2 separate regions of the Homo sapiens genome follow, and region 2 is linked to region 1. A link is an interaction called in ENCODE POLR2A ChIA-PET data of the cell type or tissue named here. Cell type or tissue: GM12878. All regions are shown on one strand. Links, peaks and the distances in the headings refer to the core of each region. The heading gives the core; the rest is flanking DNA. Region 1 overlaps EXPH5 (exophilin 5). Region 2 has its middle 24 kb from the start of DDX10.

Evidence for each region. ChIA-PET counts read pairs that join two places held together with the same protein. Peaks named below come from ENCODE experiments on the same cell type or tissue, not always from the same donor. Only the 100,000 strongest peaks of a DNase experiment are listed, where the experiment ranks them.
Region 2: POLR2A ChIA-PET joins it to region 1 with 5 read pairs; 6 of 35 experiments call an interaction of 5 or more read pairs at or near these places.

The regions. Positions count from the first base shown.
Region 1 is chr11:108,585,574-108,589,970 of GRCh38, reverse strand. The region is part of intron 1 of EXPH5 (exophilin 5); the gene reads left to right. Among named protein-coding and RNA genes, the nearest start is that of EXPH5, 6.0 kb to the left of the region's middle. In GM12878, for the core only: a CTCF peak has its summit at 1,514; a DNase peak (open chromatin) is centred at 2,624.
Region 2 is chr11:108,639,116-108,643,512 of GRCh38, reverse strand. No RefSeq gene overlaps it. Among named protein-coding and RNA genes, the nearest start is that of DDX10, 24 kb to the left of the region's middle. In GM12878, for the core only: no CTCF peak of the experiment used is centred there; no DNase peak of the experiment used is centred there.

The DNA of each region.
Region 1 (4,397 bases), core at 297-4,296:
CTAACATTTATTAGGCCCTTACTATATACTAGGCACTGTACTAAACATGTTATACAGATTTAATTAATCCTCCCAATAACCTCATTAGGTATACACTTTAATTCTCATTTCACAGAGAAGGAAACAATTAAAAAAGGTCGAGTATTTTGTCCAACTTAAGCAGCAGAGCCAGAATTTATAATCCAGATCTATTTCAAAACTACTTTACCCATCAAGATTGAATAATCCTCACAACCATTTCTTGGGGTATTATTAATGGCTTTTTATAGAAGGAAAACTGAAATTTAGCAACGTTAAGGAACTTGCCTAAGGTCACACAGCTCATAAACGTCAGAGATAGAATTTGAACCTAAATCTATCTGGCATCAGAACCAGATGTTACGGTGCCTGGAGTAATCAAGTTTTTAAATGGCATGTCTAGATTTAGACCATTTTTTGCTCCATGGCAAGATTGCAGCCCAGGAGGGTTTTCCAGAATTTAGTTTTTTCTGATTGATTTACACTAATATCCTTGAGCTGTGGCACAGGTCTGAACAGGACTGTATATGTCAAAGTCATAAAGTGGTCTATAGCTGGTGGCAGCTGCCACATCCGGCAGAGGTTAAAAGCCAGATACACAAGCCTCCTGCCTCCCCTACACATTCTGCCTGCCCTCTCCTCTCCCAGCCTGTGAAATCTGCCTCTGGCTAAGGGGCAGAGTTTCTAGAGACATTGGATGTCTACTGATTGGGCTTTTTACTGTGTGCCAGACACTGGATTGGCCCTGAGAATACAGTGGAAAATAAAACACAGATTCTGTCCCAAATGGCTTCAGTCTATGAAAGGTTTTCATTGGCGATAGAATGTGTAAGATGAACTGTAGCTCGCCCTTATGCAGTCCTGTGTGGCCTGGAAAAGGGACAACAAGAACAATGCCTGGAAGTCACAAGTGTGCTCAGGAGGCTTGAGCAAGTTCTGAAACATAACAAAGTACCAGATTAACACACCACGGATCTCTGAGCTGTCTGCACTTTCCAATGGCATCCAATTTAGTTAATTCCTTTAAACTGAGGGAGAACTTCCTCTCAGATACATTTTCCTGTCTAGTTACTCCTGTGGATTTGTCCCCACAGGCAATACACACAGAACTACTATAATAATATCGTTCCATATCCCAATGCCAAGCAGCAGTGTTCTTTTTAAGCTTAGTGATATTATAACTCTTTTAGCTTATAAAGTCTTTCATATTTTTTTATCCTCATCCTCAACCTGATAAAGCAAATACTATTATCTTCTTTTCCAAAAGCTAATAAAACAACTGTAATAATAGCTAACATTTGTTGAGTATTGACCCATGCTAAGCTCTTTGTGTGCACTATCTCATTTAATTCTTACAACAACCTGATGAGTTAAGGGATATCTTTATCTCCATTCGACAAAGGAAGCTTAGAAAGGGTAAGTGACATGCTTGAGATAATACTGCTAGGGAGTGTCCGATTTGGGAACTCCATCTGTACATAATCACTGTGCTGTGCTGCCTCCTACAGTACCAAAAAGTTGAAGTGACTTTCCTCACCTGGCCCATCTAGCTCATAACAGAACCAGGACTGGGATCTATCCACTTTAAATCTCTTGCTATTTTATCTCCATTCACCATAAAAATAAAAAACACACAATTCTATGTAGTCAAATGCTCAGCTAAAAGTTGGAGATGTTATTACTAAGGAAAATGGCATAATGGGTATGGGAAGATAACTGATACCATCTGCCTATATAGAAAAAATTGCTGGCAACCATTTATGTTAAAAATGCATATATGCATTCTATAAGGAAGACTTTATACTGTTAAAATGATTATCTTTGGGGAATCACATTTAAAGGGACTTTAACCCTTTTACTACTGTTTTATTTTTTAGTTATCATATGTTATTAAAAATAGGGCCAGGTGCTGTGGCTCACGCCTGTAATCCCAGCACTTTGGGAGGCTGAGATGGGTGGATTGCCTGAGGTCAGGAGTTTGAGACCAGCCTGGCCAACACGGTGAAACCCCATCTCTACTAAAAATACAAAAATTAGCCAGGCTTGGTGGCTGGCACCTATAAGCCCAGCTACCTGGGAAGCTGAGACAGAAGAATCGCTTGAACCCAGGAGGTGGAGGTTGCAGTGAGCCGAGACCGCGCCATTGTACTCCAGCTTGGGTAACAAGAGCAAAACTCTGTCTTGAAATAAATACATAAATAAATAAATAAAACTGTTTCTTTGGATAATAAATATGGAATGTTTGACTATTTTTTACTTTCATAAATGTCCGTTACGAAGGTAAAATACTTTTTAAAAATGTCTTTTAAAAAATAAATAACTTGTAAGGGTAAATTTCTTTTTAAAAATGTCTAAATGTTTTTCTGCCCTTGTCCTTTTCTTTACAATGTTAATGTGTGCACAGGTAAGTTGGTACATGGTAAGTTGTACATCAACCTTGATTCCTTGTGGTCAAGGATTATTTCAGGGATGGAGAGCCTCACACACTTCGGTACTCAATACCTAGTCAAATGGAACTTAACTTACTGCTATAGGCAATACAAACTAAGGGAAAGAAAGATCTGAGGAAACCAGGTGAAGGGCGAAAGAAAGTCAGGTGAAGGTTAGTCAGAAAATACTTTCATTCCTCATTAGCACAGATGGTCTTAAACCTGAGAACCACATGAAGGTCAAAAGGAGGTCAGGTTAAGTTTAGTAAGGAGATATACCTAATGCTAAATGACGAGTTAATGGGTGCAGCACACCAGCATGGCACATGTATGCATATGTAACTAACCTGCACATTGTGCACATGTACCCTAAAACTTAAAGTATCGTAATAATAAAAGAAAAGAAAAGAAAATGCTTTCCTTCCTGTTTAGCACAGCAGGGTCTTAAAATTGAGAAGAAGGTGGCTAAGAACTAAGAAGTGCTAGCTAAGGCATGGTCTTTCGTAAACGTGGGTGGATTCTCTCCTTCACCTTCATTCAGGTCGGTTTTTCTGTAGTGAGTTATTCCCCAAGCTGTGAGATTTGAGAGCTATAGGCTCATCGCCCTCTCCTTCTCAGGATGTTTCCTTATTGACATTGCCAATGGCCCTATTAAAAGGCCATACTTCAAATATTAACAGATCACAGGAGCCAGCTTCCTCATTCCATGGTGTGTTAGGCTTTCTAGATGAAAGAGGAAATGGGAGATGACAGTGACCAAATTCTCTGCACCCCAACAAAAAGTTGTGTTTTTTTATATTGATAAAGCTTACCTTGGTTTTCACTTTGAAACGATGCATTTAACAGCAGTTAAGGGAGGAAAGGGGATGGGGGAGGGAGGAAAGGGGATGGGGGAGGGAGGAAAGAGGATGGGGAGGGAGGAAAGGGGATGGGGGAGGGAGGAAAGGGGGTGGGGGAGGGAGGAAAGGGGATGGGGGAGGGAGGAAAGGGGATGGGGGAGGGAGGAAAGAGGATGGGGAGGGAGGAAAGGGGATGGGGGAGGGAGGAAAGGGGATGGGGGAGGGAGGAAAGGGGATGGGGGAGGGAGGAAAGGGGATCAGGGAGGGAGTAACTTATCCTGGCAACCACTATTTTGTTCTTCAACACTACCGTTTTATTTGTTAAAGAATGTTATATAAATGGAAGCACAGAATACATAACCTTTTGAGAATGGCTTCTTTAACTCAGTAAAATGAGGGTCACACAGGTTGTCGTATGTATAAATAATTCATTCTGGCCAGGCAAGGTGGCTCACACCTGTAATCCCAACACTTCGGGAGGCCGAGGTAGGAGAATCACTTGAGGTTTCGCCATGTTGGCCAGGTTGAGAGCAGCCTGGCCAACATGGCAAAACTCTGTCTCTACTAAAAATACAAAAATTAGCCAGGCGTGGTGGCACGCGTCTGTGGTCCCAGCTACTCAGGAAGCTGAAGCAGGAGAATCACTTCAACCTGGGAGGTGGAGGTTGCAGTAAACTGAGATGGTGCCACTGCACTCCAGTATGGGCTACAGAGCAAGACTTCATCTCAAAATAAATAAATGAACAAATAAATAAATAATTCATTCCTTTATATTGCTGAGTAGTATTTAGTATTTCATTATATGGATTACTACAGTTCGTTTATCCTTTCACCCACTGAAGAACACTTGTTTTGTTTACACATTTTGATGATATTAAATAATGCTGCTATCAACATCCATGAGCAGGCTTTTGTGTGAACATGATTTTTATTAGTAGTGGAATTGCTGGATCATATTCTTGAATTTGCAAGAAACTGCCAAACTGTTTTTCCCACAGCTGTACCATTCTGCATTCCTACCAACAGTATATAAGAGTTCCAATCTCTGTCTTTGTCATTCAGGCTACTACAACAAAATACCTTAGACTGGGTAATTTATAAAGAGCAGAAA
Region 2 (4,397 bases), core at 253-4,252, 54 kb before region 1:
CTTTTCCAATTTTGTTTTACACAGGTTCCTATGGATGAATTGAACACAATTCTATCCTAGGACAGCCCTAAAATGAATGCTTCAGATGCCATCCCCTCTAGGCTACTCAAGGATCTCAATGCAGCCCAGCAATTGTGCACTTTCTCTCCTCGTCCCAATTTTATTTTATTATTTTCTTTTATTTTTTGAGACAAGGTCTCGTTCTATCGTCCAGGCTGGAGTACAGTGGCACCATCTCGACTCACCGCAATCTCCACCTCTTAGGCTCAACCAATCCACCCACCTCAGCCTCCCAAGTAGCTGGGACCACAGGCGTGCATCACTACACCTGTCAAATTTTTGTATTTTCAGAAGAGGCGAGGTTTGCCGTGTTATCCTGGCTGGTCTCAAACTCCTGGGCTCAAGTGATCCACCCACCTGGGCCTCCCAAAGTGCTAGGATTACAGGTGTAAGCCGGCATGCCCAGCACTTTTTTTAATAGAAAAAAAAAACCAGAAACAAAAACTTCTCTTGATGAGCTATTATGCCATCTCTCTCCTCTCTGTCAACATGAAGAGTCAAACTCTGAAATATTTGATAAGATTTATTCTGAGCCAAATATGAGTGACCAATGGCCTGTGACACAGCTCCAGGAGATCCTGAGAACATGTACCCAGGGGTAGTATGGCTACAGCTTGATTTTATACATTTTAGGGAGTGATAAGACATCAATCAATACATGTAAGATGTACATTGGTTTAGTCCAGAAAGGCAAGACAACTTGAAGGGGGTAGGGGTTCCTGGTCATTCATAGGTGGATTTAAAGATTTTCTGATTGCCAATTGGTTAAAGGAGTTATTCTCTAAAGACCTGGAATCAATAGAAAAGAACTTCTGGGTTAAGATAAAGGATTTTGGAGACCAAGGTTTTATCATGCAGATGAGGCCTCTAGGTAGCAGGCTTCAGAGCTCTTATCAGATCTAAAAAGGTGCCAGACCCTTAGTTCTCTCCTGGATCAGGGAAAAGACCTGGAAAGGAATGGAGTTTCTCTACAGAGTGTAGAGTTTTTCATTTTGGGGTAAAGTGCTTCAATTTTTTTTAATTTTTTTATTTATTTAAATTTTTTTTCTTTTTTCTTTCTTTCTTCTTTCTTTCTTTCTGTTTTTTTTTGTTTGTTTGTTTGTTTTTTATATATATACAGCGTCTCACTCTGTCACCCAGGCTGGAGTGCAGTGGCACCATCTCTGCTCATTGCAACCTCTGCCTCTGGGGTTCAAGCGATTCTCATGCCTCAGCCTCCCAAGTAGCTGGAATTACAGGCATGCACCACTGCACCTGGCTAATTTTTGTATTTTTGGGTAGAGGCAGGGTTTCACCATCTTGCCCAGGCTGGTCTTGAACTCCTGACCTCAAGTGGTCTGCCTGCCTCAGCCTCCCAAAGTGCTGGGATTACAGGCATGGGCCACCGTGCCAGGCCAATGATTCAATTTCTTCAGGGCCTGCTGTCTGTCACATGATGCTATACTAGAGTCAGGCTGGAATTTGGTGCCTTATTTCTACAAAAAGTCTATTTTGTCATTCTTAAGAGCTCTGTTATAATGTTAATGCTGGTCACCTGTGCCTGAATTCCAAAGGGAGGAGGGTATAATGAGGCATGTCCAACCCCCACTTCCCATCATGGCCTGAACTAGCTTTTTAGGTTAACTTTGGAATGCCCTTGACTGAGAGGAGGGGTCCATTTGTTTGGTTGGGGAGGCTTAGAATTTTATTTTTGGTTTACATCTCTACAGAAAACATCCTTGAAAGTTCAGTCTGTACTTGGTGTCTTTAATATCTCTTCCTGTTAGCTTTGAATCCACTCTAATCAGGTTTTTGCTTCACCAATCCACCTACGTTGTTCTATCAAGGTTACTTTAATGCCAAATCCAGGTGTCAATCCCAGCAGCACTATTTGACACAGTTGCTTTCTCTCTTCTCCTCCACTCTTTTCATTTGGCTCCAGGACACCACAGTTGTTGGATTTCTTTTTTTTTTTTTTTTAATCTGTCTTGCCACTCCTGAGTTTCCTTTTCTGGTTCCCTCTCAGGTCTGACCCCTAAATTTTGGAGAGATCCAAGTTTTTAGATCTTTCTTTCTTTTGTAGGGGCCAAGGAACACTTTCATTTTGCCCTCCAAAGTTTCACTGAAAATTCCTGACATAAGGCAGAATAATAGAAAAAGAAGCATACAAATTTATTTAATGTGTATGCATAAGAGCTTTCAGAATGAAGACCCAACCTCCCTGTCAGCTGCAGAAGCTTATACACTGAGGAAAGAAAATAACTTTCATAAGAAGAATGAATGTGAGCTCTTTCAAATTATTAGGCCCAGAGAAGCATTAAATGAGACAGAAATCACACCCTACTCCCCCATATGAGCTCTCTGTATTCATCTCTTGAAACTGCTTGCTATTGCCACAAATAGCTATAAATGAACCTAACAATGCCACACCAGGCGCTATAATATAACCCACACCCTACAGCTTAACCATGTATAGCCAATCACTAATCAATATTATTTCTGAAAACCAGTGAGAATTCCTGACAAACAACTTTGCACCAGCTCACTCCCTGTCCCCATTTTTTGCCTTTAAAAATTGCCTTGTAACTGCTCTATAAATTATACACTGCTAGAGTGTATATTCAGGGCAACTGGAATCTATGATCCTGGTTGCAATCTTCAACCTTGGCCCAAATAAACTCTCTACTTATATTAATTTTGCTTCAGCTTCTTCCTTTTACATCGACAATACCATCTTGAGGTTGCAGAAAGAATCAGGGCTTGGATCCTGGTAAAACAGGTTATGGGGTGGGGGAAGAAGAGAAATTCTGTTGAGGAGAAATAAATTATTACTAGGGAGAATGAATGGATGTGAAACAGAGATTAGCTGGTAAATAATGTCTCTTTGGAATTTGAATGAGTCTGAGAAACAGACATTATCTTGTGAAAGGGTCTGTTTAGGTGTGGTTACATTCTTGGTCTTCTTTTCTGTGATAGATAATGAGAGATATGAAGGAGGGGAAGAAAAAATAATCATTGTTCTTGTTGATTCTGGATGTTAGGCAGATAAAGGAATTTCAACTTCTTTGAGAGAGGCCTTGAGTCTTCTTCAGTTCTGTATGTCAGAATGCCATATTTGGGGTATCAGTTTTTGAGCCCCAACTCACTTCCTAGATGAAGTCTCTTGGTTGCATGGTTTTAAATACCATCTCGAAAGTGAGGAAACCCAAATTTATATCTCTAGCACAAACCTCTTTTCTAGCTTCTAGCCCTGTGTATCCAACTACCTGTTTGACAACTCCACTTGGATGGCTAAAACTTCAAGCTTAACATGTCCAGCTTAGCCTTAAGCCCTGATAAGTTCACTCCTTCAAACCATTCCTCTCAATCTGCTCCAGCTCAGCTTATTACAATTCAATCCTTTGAGTTTCTCAGGTTAAAACTTAGTGTCACTCTTAAATGGACATCCTCACTCCATTTATAAATTGTGTTAGCTCAACCTTCAAAATATCTTCAGAATTCAGTTTTTTTTAAACAACCGGGCCATTGTTGAGATATCTTCAGAATTCAGTAACTTTTTATTACTGCCACTACCACTAACCTGGTCCCACCCACCTTTCTCTTCCTTCTCTCACATCATTGCATTAGCCTCTTACTGTTCTCCTAATTTCTATCATTGTTACCTCCTGTCTCTTCACACAGCAGGTAGAGTGATCCTGTTAAAATCTGAGTCTAATCATGTCACTCCCCTGCTCAAAACTCTCCATGGCTTACGGTCCCATTCAGAGTAAAAAGTGAGGTCCTTATTATGACCTGTAAGAACCCCATGATCTGACTTCCTGTGTTCTCTTTGACCTCATTTTTTACTACTTTCCCCCTACTCTCTGAGCTCTGGTTATACCAGCCTCCTTGCTCTTCCTTGAACACACCAGGCATGTTTTCAACATTAGGGTCTTTACATCTACTATTCCTTCTGAAGCTGGCTTCCTTACTTCCTTTAAGTCTTTTATCAAAAATCCCCTTTTCTTAGCCAGAGCAACATAGTGAGACCCCATCTCCACAAAAAATAAAAAATTAGCTAGGTGTGGTGGTGCATGCCTGTAGTCCCAGCTCCTCAGGAGGCTGAGTCAGAAGGATTGCTTGAGCCCAGAAAGTTGAGGCTGCAGTGAGCTATGACTGCATTGTTGCACTCCAGCCGGGCAACAGAGCAAGACCCCATCTCAAAAAAAGACAAAATTATCTTTCCACAAAGGCCTTTTACCATGTATATTTCCTCTTATTTTTGTCCATTGCACTAGAATATTGGTCATATGAGGGCAGGGAATTTTTTTCTGTTTTGCTCCCTGCTGTATACCCGTACCTAGAACAGCACCTGGCAC